2 separate regions of the Mus musculus genome follow, and region 1 is linked to region 2. Evidence: chromatin loops called from intact Hi-C (ENCODE). Cell type or tissue: heart. All regions are shown on one strand. Each heading gives the region's core, and the rest is flanking DNA. Links, peaks and the distances in the headings are about the cores only.

Evidence for each region. Hi-C counts contacts between places; a loop is a spot of excess contacts. Peaks named below come from ENCODE experiments on the same cell type or tissue, not always from the same donor. Only the 100,000 strongest peaks of a DNase experiment are listed, where the experiment ranks them.
Region 1: it touches region 2 in a loop (2.6-fold over the local background); 6 of 42 quality-filtered maps call a loop at or near these places.

The regions. Positions count from the first base shown.
Region 1 is chr7:109,530,349-109,538,284 of GRCm38, forward strand. Denn2b (DENN domain containing 2B) reads right to left here. Exons shown (of 20, transcript NM_001001326.1): 11 at 7,928-7,936; 12 at 4,946-5,023; 13 at 4,286-4,426; 14 at 734-882. Among named protein-coding and RNA genes, the nearest start is that of Snora3, 14 kb to the left of the region's middle. In heart, for the core only: a CTCF peak has its summit at 6,210; DNase peaks (open chromatin) are centred at 4,380, 6,213 and 6,303; H3K27ac peaks cover 656 bases.
Region 2 is chr7:109,668,432-109,676,367 of GRCm38, forward strand. It overlaps a transcript of Denn2b not described here. Among named protein-coding and RNA genes, the nearest start is that of Akip1, 31 kb to the right of the region's middle. In heart, for the core only: no CTCF peak of the experiment used is centred there; DNase peaks (open chromatin) are centred at 3,570 and 3,900; H3K4me3 peaks cover 2,355 bases; H3K27ac peaks cover 2,314 bases.

The sequences.
Region 1 (7,936 bases), core at 1,929-6,928, 140 kb before region 2:
TCATTCCTAGATGTCTCAGGTCTGCGATCATCTCTTTTACTGCTCCCTATGGTCACCAACAGATCTCTACCTCTAAAAGTGCCTATCTGTTGGACCAAGTCTTACGGACCCATCCAGCTCTTCTTAGCCTCCTCAAACTGTCCCAAGCTCTCTAGACCTCCAGTATCTGAAACTTCTTCTTCCCTCCCCCTCTCCCGTCCATCTGTCTGTCTGTCTGTCTCTCAACTGTAACCTCTGTCCTACACATCTCTCAAGGCCCCATCTTGTCCTTCTCCATAGCTCCCTGGAACTTGGATTATTTCTACCCACCATTTCTGCATGTTTCCCTGGGCCAGCTGCTACAGAATAACTTAGCAGCTCTCCACAGTAGCCCTTCCTGGAATCCATGACCCCTGAAACTCTGCATTCTGCACAGGCAGCTTGGCTGGAGTTGCTTGCCACTTACCGTCTCCATACAATTGTTCCCGCACCTGTACATACATGGCCATTGCACAGGAAGTGTCCCTCTTCCTCCTCAGGCCAAGTCCTCAACTGGATTCTCAATCCTACTATCCATCCCCTTTCCACAGGTCTGCTAACCCTTCTCTATGTCATATTTACCGTGACAATGCACACACATAAGTAGGCACTCTAATACCACAATGTGTGGGATACACCAAGACTCGTAAAAATTTGCTGAATTCATTAATGGATATGCCACCCACTCCCTCTTTCCTTGCCTCCTGAGCCCTACCTGAGCTTATCTGCTACAAAAATGACTCTGCGTTCCAACAGCAATGAGGCAAAGATTCGGATAAGCTGACGCACACTGAGGCAGGTGAAGAGGCACTCAAAGTCCACGTGCTCCAGGCGGGAGTCCATAGGCCGACGCAGCTCTAACACCTGGAGGGAAGTAAAGGCAGGGCAGAAGCAGGCTAGGTGAGAGCCCAGGCTGCACACACAGTGTCTGCTGGCTACTCTTCCTTTCAGCCTTCTCCTTCCAAGGCTTCCAATCCTCTTACGATGCAGGAGACCCAGGCTCTCCTTCCTTCCGATTCTAGCTCTGCTCCTAGCAAACGCCTAGTACTAGGGACCAAACATAAGCTCTGAGGAAAGTAGAGAAAGCTAACTGCTCCCATGGATATGAAGAACCAGGGAGTCACACACCCCATTTGCACGAGTCTCCTGCCTTCTTTCCCATCTCCTTCAGCATACTGACCAGACCCACAATCGACCACTGCTTTCTAGACCATAGGAAGAATCCAGTACTTAGGAGTGCTGGCCTCTACCATGTCTGGAGAGACAATGCTGTTGTCCTTGTTGCCATGTCCCCTCCATTTCCTATGACAGTTTCCTTCCGACGGCTGTCCTGCCATCCTGCCCCTTATCTCTACCACCAGCCCTGTGCTAAGGATAGGAAAGGTCTGGCTATTCCAAAGAATCTTGCAAGGACATAGGACTACCTTTATTAAAGCCAGGCCTACCTGTATTCTCGAAGGACTACTCAGAGGTCTATGTAGCAGCTCCCAAAGCCCCTTCCCTGGAGGCATGGGTGTGTGTGTGTGTGGGGGGGGGCTGCAAGTGACCCCCACAGTGACAGAAGAATTGCTAACTCATCGTCTTCTGTAGAGCAGCAGTGATATGCAGGCTTCCTGAGAACTATCCCCTGTGGCCTTGTGGTGTCAGCTAACTCCCTCAAGGGGCTTGCACCAGGTGTCTCAACTGGTCTTGCTTCAGATCTGCTCCAGCCACTTACAGAGCCTCATTTCTCATCTCTAACTTGGGTTACTTCCAGTCCCCTAAGCGCTGTTTGCTTTTGCAAGTGAAGGAATTCTTAGCTCAGTATTCACCCTGGGTTCTGAAAAACATCAACAGGGATGAAGGGGGCTGCAGGAGCTGTGTGCGCCGTCCTCCTTGACAGGTGGTAAAGCCCAGGAAGATCAGAGCAATGAAGAGGAAAGCCTAAGTGCTTGATGGGCACAGGCTGAAGGCATGCCATAGCAGCCAAGTCAGAACCCTGTACCCTACCCAATATCTGTCCCCATCCTAAAACAAGACAAAACAAAACTCTGTAGCCCTGCCTCCTGGGAGCCCTGCAAGCAGCCCTAATAAGTGCTACTCTTCAGCTTCCAGCCTCTAACTCCCAGCCCCATGCTGCCCCTGCCTCCAGGGGCTGGGAATCTGACAGCAGCATAGTGGGACAGCCCACAGATAGCAGTAGGAAAGAAGGGCATAGTGAGATCTGCAGAGAAGGCAGGCGCTGCATCTAGGGTGAGAAGCTGGCACCTGCCCACTTCTGGACAGTTTCTGAGAGTCTGAGGTGTCTTACAGTATGAGTGAATTGGATTCTGTGAGAAGGAAATGTCTTTAAAGCAAAACCAAGAAGACTCATGGGATAGAAAGTAGCCCTGGTCAGAGAGAAGCAGCCAGGCCCAGGAGGTGACCTAGGAGAAGTAGGAACTGAAGAACTCCAGCTGTCAAGGCAGGGTCAGCTATCCTGCCAATCATCAAACTCCAAGTCTCGCTAATCCCAGGATATGTAGAGACTCTCAGGGAGATGCCAACAGGCATGTGTCACTGCCTGCACAGCTCTACGACTCTGAGGTTGGTCCTCCCACTCTGTGGCAGCTGTTTTCATCTTCCCACCTCTTACTCTGAGACGCCCCCTTCTCTACACTCAGCCAGCTCCTAAGAATCCAAGTCTATAAGCCACCATCTTCCCCTTCCTCTCCTAACAGAAGAAGGCCTCCATGAAGACCCCTGCCTGCACCTTCTGGTGACAGTTGGCTGCTTCTGGTGACAGTTGGTGTCCTTCCTTCTTCTGCATTGCTAATGTCTTCACCCAGGGCCAATTCCAGCAGCATGCAAACAGCCATCTTCTATAACACCTTCCTACCCCTCTCACTCTGGCCCCCGCCCTCAGCTCCACTTACTTTCTCCTTCCACCCACCTCCTTGTTCTCCTCAAAGCCACGCCCCAGAAGAGCTGTCTACCTGAGTTGTCTGAAACCGTTACTTCTCCACTCCCCCAGGCACCCCAGGCTCCATCTGGAGTCTGTTCTTTGTCAGTGCGCCTTGCTGCACCTCTGTGGTACCTGCCTGGTACATTACTCCTTATTCCTTATGGCTCCCTTTCTTTGGCTTCTCAGCCACTTCCTCTCCTTATTTCCTATTTTCCAGCTTCAGAGTTGCTACCTCTCTATCACGGGGCCTCTACTTGGGGTTTTCTCAAAACTGGGCTTTCATTTCATCCCTATCTATATACTTTGTTACTATTGTCTCATGGGTACCTCAAACTTAAATCATAAGACAGAACTCTCCTTCTTGTCCTTCATAAGTTCTCACATTAAGATATGGCACTATTACCCACCCTGTTCCTTCGGACAGAAAGTTGGAGGTTGGACTTAAGAACCACTGTCATGCTTTCATGTTTTCCAGGAAAACTCCAAGTGTTACTGCTTCAAATCCGTCTTTCTCTTCATTTTCCCTACCATACTCTAGCCCAGACTTACCTCTTGCCTGTGTTACTGCAATTGTATTCTAGCTGCCTCACTGTTTTCACTCCTGCCCATTCTCTGCACAGCAGGCAGACACATCAGAGTGAATCTTAATCATCTTTTGGATAAACCCCCAGATTCAATGTGTGCAGGCACAAACAATGGGCTTGGGCCCCTGCCTGCCCACCTACGTCTCCTCACACCCTCTGGGCCTCTGCACCCTGTCTCAAGTGCTTAAGCGGCACCTGCTCCGCTCTGGCTCCTGCCCTGCACCTGCTGTTCTCACACTTGCATCATCTTCCTCCACCTCCACCTCCTGTGCATTGCTGAGGCCCCTGGAAAAATGGCACTTTCTTGGGGGAAGGTCTTCTCTGGCCCCCTAAACTAAAACAGATTTCCTGTTCTACATTCTCATAGGATCCGTTCTTTCTTTTTACAGACACTTAGGAATTGACTATTTATAAATATAACTATTCAACAGCAGGTCCCCTTCTAGAAAAAAATGTCCTGGAGGACAGAGCTGTGTCGCTCTTTATCCTCATGACTGTATCTGAAGTTTGGTATAATCTCCAGTTGTGAATGCCCATAATCAATATTAATCCAGGGTCCAAGTCAACTGAAGTCCTAGCAGAAGATAACTGGGCAACACTTGCCCCTGGGTTCACATGTTTGTTCTTACTGACTAGGAGTACAGACACAGTGAGTGAGGAAGCGCTGTGCTCTACCCCCTCAGAGACTGCACTCGGGCTGGCCAGGCTCTTCTCTAGACCCAGCCCAAGGCCAGAAAAGAAAGCTGCAGCAATTGCCTACCTCATTGCCAGCGCCGGGAAGAAATGTCTTCACTTTGATGGTTTTCCCTGGGGCTGGAAAGGGCGATTCCATGAGACTTCTCATGAAGGGGTAGACCAGTGCAGCTGAGATCCCACGCCGGCGCTCCACCTCATCTAGGACCTGTGCCCACCACCAGCAGCCCAAAGAGAAAGAGTGTCGGGAGCTGCCTTCTCCACCTCTCTGACAGAGAAGAGGGCAACCTGGTCTCTGACCAAGCTGGACCAGAAGCCTGGAGACACAAAAGCTGTCCTGCCAGGATCTTGTACCCTTCCTGTTTCTCTTGGCCCTCAATGACCATTCAGTTCCCTTGGTGGCCTGCTTTAGTCCCCAAGAAGGAAACATCAGGGCAAAAGAAATAGCACCATGAAACAGCTTCCTGAGCACTCCTGGCTTCTCAAAGGACTCCTGCTCTGTCCATGGACCAGGCTGGGCTACCACAGAGCAGTCAGCATCAACCCAGGAGTTGGGGAAATGCCAGGCAGCTAGGTAGTAAGCCAGGCTTGGGAACACAGGATTCTGAGAGCCCACCTGTACTTGCTCTGTACGCCCTTTCTCTCACATAGGCATTTTTCTTATCTAGGCTATCTGCAGACTCCTATGAGAGCTGTCACGGGGATGGGGAGAAAGTCAGCATCTTACCTTGGAAAACAAACCGAAGCAGCCTAGGCGGCTGATGACACAGTACACCTCTGGCAACCGAGGCCCTTTCCCACTTGGCTGGAGAGGAGGAGAGAAGGAGAGACAAAGACTGTGTGAATACCACAACTGTCTCATTTTCTCTGGACCCGATCATTAAGTATAGTCCTTCTAGTAAGGATGACTCCAAACATCTAAACTCAACCAGATTCCCAAAGAAAGGCCACTCTCCCCAGAGGGCACACTCAATCTCCTGCCAAGCTCCAGGTAGGCGCTATCCTTTATCCCAGGAAAACAGTTAGTGGCTAGCAGAGGACACAGCAGCATGGCAGAGATTACAGGGTGATTTGTGAATCTACACCCCTAAGGATGCTACCCAAAAGGATGTGATGTCAAGAAGGACTCATGACTTTTTTTAAAAAATTTAATCTTTTTTGATTAATTCATTTTATTTTATGCATAAGTGTTTTTGCTGCATGTTTGTATGTGTATCACAGGTATGCCCTGTGCCCATGGAGCCAAAGGAGGGCACTGGATCCCCTGGAACTGGGGTTTCAGACATTTGTAAACCACCATGTAGGTGCTGAGAATCTAATCAGAGTCCTCTGCAAGAGCAACCAGGGCTCTTAACCACTGAGCCATCTCTCCAGCCCCTAAGAAGGGACTGTGGACACTTTTAGGAACAGGACATGTGGCCTTATCTCTCCCTCCCCATCATCATGAGGGAAACTGCAAAATACCTCTTTTCTCCCTTTGATCCGAGCCCAAGGAAGGCAAAAGCAAAACAAGAGAAGGGAATGACTTTCTATGAAATGTTTCCTAAAACAGAGTCCTAGCGCTGGTACTATATACAAAAAGAGTATGAGAGTGGCATTATCACCCAGTTTTATAGAGGAGACAGCTGAGTTCATGAAGATTAAGCCATTGCCTAAGCTTGCATAAGTAGAAGGCTGTAGCCAGGAGTCTGTGCAGCCTTTCGTCTTGCTGTCTTACCTCCAAACATGCTGTTTTCTGATAGGAAGGAGGGAAAGGAACACAGACACAGGGTAGAGGTATGCTATGAAGTGAAAGAGAACAAAAAGGAAAGGGGTTTAAAAGGTTCGTAGCTGAAGGAAGAGAAACATACTGTGAGCACCCCAGGCAGGCGGGCGCAACCCTGTTAGACTAGAGTGAGTTCATTCTCCAGCAAGGAGCTGGCAGGACCCCACGGCCGCCTCTGGGTTCAGAGGCCTGGAGTGCCTGGCAAGGCCTAGTGGGGAGGGAGCAAAACAGCAGGTGCTGGCCCCTCATGCAGGCTGCTAAGCAAATACAGATGGGGCTATTTCAGTCTCCAAACCTGCTGGCCACAGTCACAGATCTAAAGAGAAGGCAGAATCTGTTTTGTCCATATTAGGCTTGAAACTTACTCCTCTCTCTTTCCCTTCCCCACTCCCCACCTCCCCTAAAGCCCCAAGTGATTAAATCAAGTATGTGGGATTTGGGTTAGAATCATTGTGTCCAATCTGCAGGAATGCCGAGCCAGTGCCAGCCCCCTTGGCAGGGACCCAGCCCAGGCCCTCTCTGAGTGCGCCAGGACAAACATGCTCTTCCCTAGGGGCAGCAGGCCCACTGCAAAAGAGCACAGCTCTGTTCCATCCCTGTGCTGTCAAAGGCAGCCTTTACGATGTTCTCCAATGCCCTAGGGATCCAGGCACATGCTGGTCTTTGCCTGACTCCCAGCCTGGCATCTGGACCCCTTCCCTGTCCCTCAGCACACACGGCATTCAATATCCAAATATCATTTTCTCCCTAGATCATCCTCTGGGGGTTGGGGTAGGGATTCAAGAATGCCAGACTGGTGATAAAGGATTTGGAAGTCAGTTCTGGCTCGCACCTCACAGTTGTGTGACCTTGGGCAAGTCATTCCATCTTGGAGTTTTAATTTCTTAATTTACAGGGTCAGAGTTAATAGTACTCCACAGGCTATCATAAAGATGTTTAAAAATAAGAGACATAAATCCAGTGAAGCATCTCTCCTGGAACATGACAAATTCTAAGCAAAATTTTACTTCCACAGCCCTTCCATTCAATACTAAAAGTTGGCGTCCTCTACTAGACTAGCTATGGTACACCGAGGGTAGGATACATGCTAGACTTTTGTGTATATACTTTTAGGATATGTCCTGACCTACAACAGGTATACAATGAATGCTTGTGGATGGATGGTTGGATGGATGCCCCGAAACCCTTCTTTTAGGACTCTTAGGCTCCTGTCTAGGATCTCTCTCTAGACTGGTAGCTGACACAGCCTTCTCCTACTAATACCTGGAAACCAAAGAACATTGTCAACAACCCAATGACTGACCTTTGAGGAAAATAAAAGGGAAGACAGGCCCTGGGGTCTGTTCTCCCACTAGTTCTTTGTAGATCTACAGCAACCCCCTTCCCCGGAATGATAGAAACAGAGATTGCTCTTTGGGGAGAAAAAAAAGTTTTTATTTTCAAAAGTCAACATCTTTCCCCTAAGTTCAAAATTTTTCTCCAAGAACCCCAGAGGAGGTATGCCCCTCAGTCCCTGCTCAGACTGCAGCCCTACCAGAGCATAGATAGAGCTCCTCCCAACATCATGGCCAGGCGTGGAGTGAGTAAATATAAACTGTGGGGTGACATGATCATATCTAGAGGTCAGCAATCTAAGATGACAATCCAAGGAAGACGAATACAGAGAATAGTCAAGAAAGCTAAAATGATTTACAACCAAGCAGAAGTTGATCTGTCCTTTCAATCATTGCATATAATCTTAGATCCCAGGGTCTGGTCAGATAGGCTACCCTGCACCCTGCTATCCCAGGAGTCCCTCAACTGTGCAAGTGCATGTACTAGGGACAGGTTTAAAAGATCACAGGCTTTCACACAGGCTAATGCTGCAGAAGGATCTAGAGAGATATACAAATGTCCTGGCCTCCCCTCCCCACCAACCTCTGAGAACCGAATAGTCTTACTCACCAGTAAGCG
Region 2 (7,936 bases), core at 1,464-6,463:
CAAAGGGTCAGAGACGCTCCCCCTCCCACTGTCAGGAGTCCCCCCAAACCATCAAACCAACAAACATAACACATATGCAGGCCACATGACTGCCACCTTAGTTTCTGTGAGCCCCACGAGCCCCACTTTACTTAATTACGTATTAATGTGCTCTCCAAGTGTGCTAGACCTCCCTGGGTTCCACAGTTCCTCCTCCCTCTTTCCTATAGGGTTCCTGGGGAGAGACCCAGTGGAGATCTCCAACCTGGTCTCCCTTCCTGCCCAATGTCTGGCTATGGGTCTCAGCATCTGCTCCCATCAGCTGCCTCTATAGTATTGCAGAACATCATTAGGATTTTTTTTTCCAGTGTGCTTCTTGGTTCTACTCTTGGTCTCTGAGCTATCCAGCCTCCGGTTCCTGGTCATCTAGGCAGTGTCGGGCATGGGCCTCAACTTAGACCAGTCACAAGTTGACCACTCCCAGAAATTCTGCACTACCACTGCCCTAGTACATCTTGCAGACGGGACAGATTCTAATCAAAAGTTTCTGTGGCTGACAGTCTTGCCTGATATAGAGGATGGACGGTTCAGTCTCTGTGTCCACCATTGTTAGGAGTCCCCACTAGGGTTACCCTCACAGAGTCCAGGGAGCTTCCACCTTTTCTGTGCCACCTCTTACTATTTAACAACTCTTTGGCATACCAAGTCTTCATAACACTAAACAAGTTCAGAGGAAAACCCCTACGGCCTGCAAAGGGAATAGTCCAGGCTATTCAAGAACTCTAATGAGATAGCTTCACCAAGAGCTGCCCTGACTGTGTCCAGTATCTGTGGAGAATCAAAGAGCCTTGTTATAAATTTGGGGATTCAAGGACCCTTTATGTCTCCCAGCAGTACATACAAACGCAATTCCTTGGTAAAGGGATAGGAAGGACTGTCTACATCTTTAAATCATTTCTACAATACAATGCAATAATATTCCAAAGACTTCTTATTGTTCCACCAATTACAAAAGGTGAAAAAAGTTGGTCTCGTTTAGAAAGATATCTCAGTTTATTTTTGTCTTATTTTAAAATTAAGCATTTCTAACTAGAAGCAAGAAAATGTATTCAGGCAGAGCATCTCAAAACATTGAGGGGAGGTAAGGAAAGGCTCTTAAATTACAGCACTGAACTCTGCCTCTCAGGGTAGTTGTCCAAAACACTGTCACTGGAGTATTGCAAAATGTGGGCAGAACATACAGGACAAGCCACCAGTGGTATTCCATTTCAGGGATGCCAGCTAACATTTGCTCCTTCATGTTCCCAGCAACCCTGTGGTTAATGCAACTAGCTTCTTCCCAGTTATCTAACTACTTCCTGCAGGGTACTTACTGTCAACAGGGCAGAACCTGAAACACCTAAATACCTTGCTTACATCTCCTTTTTATCCTCCTGATTACAAGTATATATGACATCACTCACATTCTCATACACCTATGTCACATGACTTCTAAAACCACACTTCTGGCCATCGTTGCCTTTCTTAAAAAACCTTTAGAAGCTGATGATGTGAGTGGGATAAAATTCCAGCCCTCGAGCCAGAATTCAAGCTGACCACAGTCCCTGCAGCTGGACCTCCCACCACTCACTGCGGAAGCAGCAGTGGACACACAGTCAGTCAGCAAACTGGGCATCTAAATACCAGCTCTGCCATGACTGCTGTGCCATCCTGAGCAGGCGGCCTATCCTATGGCTCTGGTCTTCTCTCCTTAAAACAAGAGCACCAGTGAAGAATGAGAGCATCCAGCAGCTCCTGGCTCAGAGCACTGCTGCATTTGACTCTTCTCCCTAGTCCCTATCTAAATGGCTCACTCTGCTCTCCTGAAAACCATCAACCGCACCATTCATTTGCACAACCACACTTCCAAACCCAACTCAAACAGCCTTCTGGGAAGTGTTCCTGCCTCATTACCATCTTCTACTTGATGGTCTGTAATTCTTACATTATAAATCAATCAACAAGATATTTACTTGTGTCAATCCTTTTTTCTGAAAGTACACAAATTGAAGGGCAAGCACTTTACCAAACCAATCACAATAGAAAATACATTGATGATAATGGTTTTCTTGAAACTGACAGAAAAGGGTTTCTTTCTGGCCCAATTAAGGAAAAAAAAAAAAAACCTCCAACATGTATCTTTCTCCAAGTATTTATATGTACCAATCTCTTCCCCATATTTTGCACAGTCTTTCCAAAGTCTCCTATAGACTCTTATCCAGGACAGGGGAATACACACAGCTTTTGCTTCATTTAATAGACTATACATTCAATAGACTCCGAGCTTCAGAGTCTTCCTAATTCAGCATGAGATACAGAGACCATGGACAATTCAGTCCTTCTGATTAAGTTTTCTAAAATTTATACTATTTCTGGTCCTTTAGGCATCTCTTACATCTAAGGAGGAAAAAAAAATCCACGAAGGGAGCAGGACACAGTATTTTCACACCTCTAATCGCAGGATTTGGGTAGTGATGGCAGAAAAAGCTCAAGAGTTTAGGGTCAGCCTAAGATACATTCGACCTTGTCCCCTGCAAATCCCCCCCACCCAAAAAAGTTAACGAAGGCATCTACCTTCTGAAAAACACCCTTTGTACAAAACAAAACTACTATGTAGTTAGTTGGGGGTTTTCCTTGTGGCCCTTACCATCTTGGACATGAACTAATGACTTCTTTACCACTCTCCAGACTCTGCAATGAAAAAGCAGAAACATCTGGGTGGAAATGAGATAAAGAGCTGGTCTGAGACTGCATTATGGCAAATTCTTTCATTCGGCTAGGCAGCTAAACTATTGTAAGCTATGCTCATACAAAATTTCCCACAACACTGCAATGTTCCTTTAAAAACACTAGAAAATGTTCAGTCCTCTCACCTTTACTTGGAACTAGATTTTCAGACCTTGAAAGTATGGCAAATGTTGAAGTGTGCTCCTTCAATGCTAGGTCACTAGGTTACCACCAGTAAGCTATAAGCGTAAGGAGGTAGCAAGCCAACAAACCCTGTTTAACTGATCCAAGTGATAGAAGACAAAGTTAATTTCCTTTGTTTGAGTTAGAAGCTAGTCTGTGTGGGTGCTGTGTCTGAGCGTACACGCGTGTTCCTCATCCAGCCGCACTCGAACAGCATAGGCTCAGGTAAATGCAGTTTAACTCTGTCTCTGTCCAAGGCTACTGGCATCCCGCTGTTCTACACAATTCCAGACTCTGGTCTGCGCTTCATACCCCACACAGCGTAGCCGGGCCAGACCGGAAGGCAGGGCTGGCCACGATCGCCCAGAAGGGCAGTTCCCACCAACTTTGAAAGCCATGGCCCGCACCTAGTACTCACGCAGCAGGATCCCCTGCCTGGGCCGGGAATAAAGAAGATGGAAGGGCTCGGTGAGCCGCAGAACTGGAATCTGAGTCCTATGCGCCCGCCACCGGGAGGGGAACAGAAGCAGAGACTCCAGAGAGCGACCGGGACCACTTACCTCCGCCGCCCGAGCCGGCCGGGAGCTCCGCACAGCCCCAGGAAGGGGACTGCTCTCGCAGAGAGGGCGGGCGGCGGGAGGGCTGCAGGGCCAGGGGAGGCGTGCCTCTACCGAGTCCTAAAGGGTGGGTTGCTGCAGCCTGGAGGAGGGTTGTGCTCCCGGGTGTTGGGTCGGGGGTGGGGGTGGGGGGGCGGGGGAGGGAAAGGACGTTGCGGGGGGTGGGGGGGGAGCTATGACCAAAGTAGGGTGGGAAGTCAGGCCCCCAGACCGCACCGCCCTCACCTCGGCACCATCCGACCAAGGATTGTCTGGATCTGGAGCAGAAGGACAAGGGGATCAGAAACTTTATGTCATTTTCTCATACACACGTGACCCCCCTGCAGTCCAGATGGTTTCAATCACCAGAGGAAAAAAGCCGCTCTGCTGGTATGCAGGAAAAGCCGGAGCTGGGAAAGTCTGGGAAAGCTGCCTGTACAGCCGGCTTGCCTTCAAACAAACCCAAGTACTCTTTCCGTTCTGCTGGCTTTGGGCCCAGGAGCCCTAAGAAACCGAAAAGACATTAAAAGAAGCTACCCTGGGTCTGCAGCCAGTAGCAGAAGTAAAGCTCTAGGGTTATAAGGATCAGGTCTGAAATCAAAGCTCCACAGGAATTGTGAGAATTGTAAAAACTTCACGTGCAGGCAAAATCAAAAGGTAAAAGAGAATGCTATTCAATGAAGAAACAAGTTCCGGGGGACAGTCTTATTTACCAGTGAAATTCGTAGGAACAATCATAAACCTAGTATAACAATCCGTTTCAAACCAGGCCCACACTTACTTGGTAGAATGCTATGTAACTTGAATTCTCTTCCCATAAATTATTTACAAATAGACCATGGAACTGGAATGAGAAATAGTGAAAATTGACTTTCAAAATTTAGAATTGAAAATTGAAAATTTTGGCGGAGTGATAGCACACAGCTTTAATCCCAGCACTAGAGAAGCAGAGGCAAAAAGGTCTCTTTTTTGAGTTCAAGGCCAGCCTGGTCTACACAGCCAGTTCCAGGGTAGCCAGGTCTACAAAGAAAGACCTTGTCTCCAAACAGATCAAAATTTACAATTTTAGGGCTGGGGGTATAGCACACGGGAGCCTCTGGGTTTACTCTGTGATCACACTTTATAATTTTACATACAGTAGCTGCATTTCAAAAGAACCAATGTATGTAGATGAATATAAGCAGGCTCTAAAGCTAAGGCCTGTTTCAAAGCCCAAGCCAATTGAATTGTCACATATCCTAAAGAGATATTTACTCAGCTGCAAGAAGATAAGCACTAAAAATAATAAGTTTAAGATTTATCCTGGAAATAATTCAACTTGCTCATGATTGAGCACAACTAGTGACAAGAACCAAAGTAATATAAAACTACTGTTCCTTTTCCAAAAGAGGATGTCAGAGATGAATTGTAGTATCATGTCATTAGCTCTTTATCATCATCATATTGACACCAGAGAGGGTGTCTGCACTGTTGAATAGACTTTACCGTTGATAAGTTGGACTGGCTCTGTCTATACTGGGAAAACCCCGACTTTTAGCTGCTGTGGAGACACTTTGGAAAACAAAGGTGTTGCCTGGAACTGAGCAAGTCAGTATAGGTTTATTCCAAACTCACAATCAGGTTCACTGGCCTGTGGATCCTCCAAGAGAACTGGGATACACTTGGATGGATTTGCCTCTCTAAATTTCCAGCCTTAAATTAGGGTGATTATTACCCCAACACAGAAAGAGAGAATGCCTGTATGGCAACAGGGATAAGGACCAGGGACACAGGAAATGGGCAATGACAAGCCAAGCCTCATAGCTTAACAGTCCTGGCAAATGCCCATCTCTAAGGACCTGTAGTGGGTGAAGGGGTGGGAGAGAGAATTCAGAGGCCTCAAGCATGCATGCTGAGCACAAGCTGTACCACTGACTACACCACCAGCCCTGTAAGAGGCTCATAGGTCTCTCACTTCTAAAACTAATGCATTAACACTTCATTTTCTCCATGGGTGACCTCTATAGAGAAAGTCAACCGAACAGAAGGCATCAAGACTTTTTTCCACAGAGATCCAGGACATTAGTTATTCTCATCTCTAGCTACTGAGAATTCTTGTGTGCTAAAGCAATTGCAAGAGGCAATAATGAAGTACAAATCATTCTTTTTGTCTGAAAACTTCATTTATAAATTATACAAAGAACTCCACGTGTGTGTGTATGTGTGTGTATCCACAGTTGTATGCATACTACAGAGCATATGTAAAGATCAGAGAACAATGTTCAGTAGTTGTTTCTCTCCTTCCACTTATCAATTTAAGGTCTATCTCTTTCTTCCATATTGTACTCCAAGCTAGCTGACCTTTGACCTTTCTTTGATTCTCCTGTCTCTGCCTCCCAGCTCACAGGCTGGGATTGAAGACACATATCGCCACTGCACCTGGTGCTTTAAAAATTACTCTATTATTTAAATCACATAGATATGTATGTTCGGTGTGTGGTTATGTGCATCAGTGAGTACAGGTACTATGCAGTCTAGAAGAGGATACTGGATCCCCTGGAACCAGGTTTACTGCTGTTTTACTGTACCCTACATGGGTGCTGGGAACTAGGTTTACTGCTGTTTTACTGTGCCCTACAAGGGTGCTGGGAATTGAACTGCAAGAGCAGCAGCACTATGAACAGCTGGCCGTCTATTCAGCCCCTATGTCCAGAAATGAACTTAGGGCAATCACTTTTATCCACTGAGACATCTTGCCTGCTCATGTGTGGAACTGTTTTTATTCCTGAGAAAAACCTTTACTAGATCTGTTCTTTCAGGAAGAAAATTAGCATATCTTAAAAGTTTCTAAACATAGTCTTAATCTTAATTCCACTTATGTGAGCATTACTGAGAGACTACTATTGGCTAAATATTTATTAGAAACATTGACATCTGGAACTTCTTTTAATTTTCATTAACCAAATATTCATTTTGTTGGATGAACAAGGCCAACTATGAATAATGTTCTTAGGAAGATAGTATGCTCTGAAAACAAGAGTCAAGTCTAGTTTGCTCACAATTACATCCTATATACTTACCATGAAATAAGTCTACAATGCTATTTCAATACTCATGCTATTTGAGTGAATAAAAATGAGCTGAGCACAGTGAAACGCCTGTGGTTCCAGCTTCTCGAGAGTCTGAGACACACCTGGGCAACAGGGAGACGTCATAGGAAAAGGAAGAGAGAAGTAAGTATACTCTCAGTAGGCTGCTGTCCTGTGGAGCATGTCACTTATAAACAACAGAATAAAATAATAGCTGTGGGGAAGAGCTAGCAGAGGAAAGAGAAGGAGTGGTTAGCACTAGCCAGCTGTGCACTTTAATCACAATGTATGTTCAGAAACAGCCTGCTGAAAATAGGAAGCATTTGTGGAAGGAATTTGGTCTGTTTAGTGCCTAAATTAGGGACTTCAGAGATACACTTTCCCATGTCCCCGTTGTTCAGTGCCCTCAATGAGAGCCAAGACAAGATTTGAGCATAAACATCCTGACTCTAATTTGGATAGCATGAATACAGTCCTTTCATCCTCTCTCCTACTTCTCCTCTGCCTCCAAGTCATTTCCTCTGTACTGTCTTCTGTCAGACAAATGCAAGTCTCCTAATTTTCAGATGTAGAAGCTTTGGCTCTCTTTGTGTAGAGAAGTACAATACAGCCTGATTACATGGTCATATTCCATACAGATGCCTGGCAACACATCTTATAGCTAAGTGTCTGTATATTTTAACTCTGAGAGACTTAAAATCCAACTATTTTACCACACACCAAAACAGAACTTGACATCACAAAGATGGGCTTTAGTTCCTTTTGCTGGTTTAAGTCCTGCACTTAAGCAGGGTAAGTTGTTTGGGGTTTGGGTTGACATACTTTTTTTTCCTTCAGGGAAAGATTTTTGGGTCTATAGCTCCAGTACTCACGAAACAGAATTCCCCATAGCACATGTGCCCATTAGCCTGGCTATGGTGCTATGCTTCCTGGTCCAACCAACCCGGTTTCTCCATAGCAGGAAAACGGGAGACATGGTTGGCCTAGATGACTCAGCTTTCTAAGACAGATGTTCCAAACATCCTTTCTTAGTCTTCGTTTTTTGTTTAGATTTTAGGGTATTCTGGGTTAGGGGACGGTGGTATTTGGTTGGTTGGTTTGGAGCAGGGCCTCATTGTAGCCCAGGCTAGCCTTCAATCCGCTCTATAACTAAGAATCACCATAAGCTCCTGATCCTCCTGCCTTCACCGCCAAAGTCCTTTCCTATTACTTAAGAACATCATGTTTTAGTTAAACTGCCAAACTTGAGTGTTACCTTAAATAATCTGGAAATGGGTTTTAAAAACATTAATCACAAATAAATAATTGCAAAGCTGGGTGGAATGGTGAACACCTTTAATACCA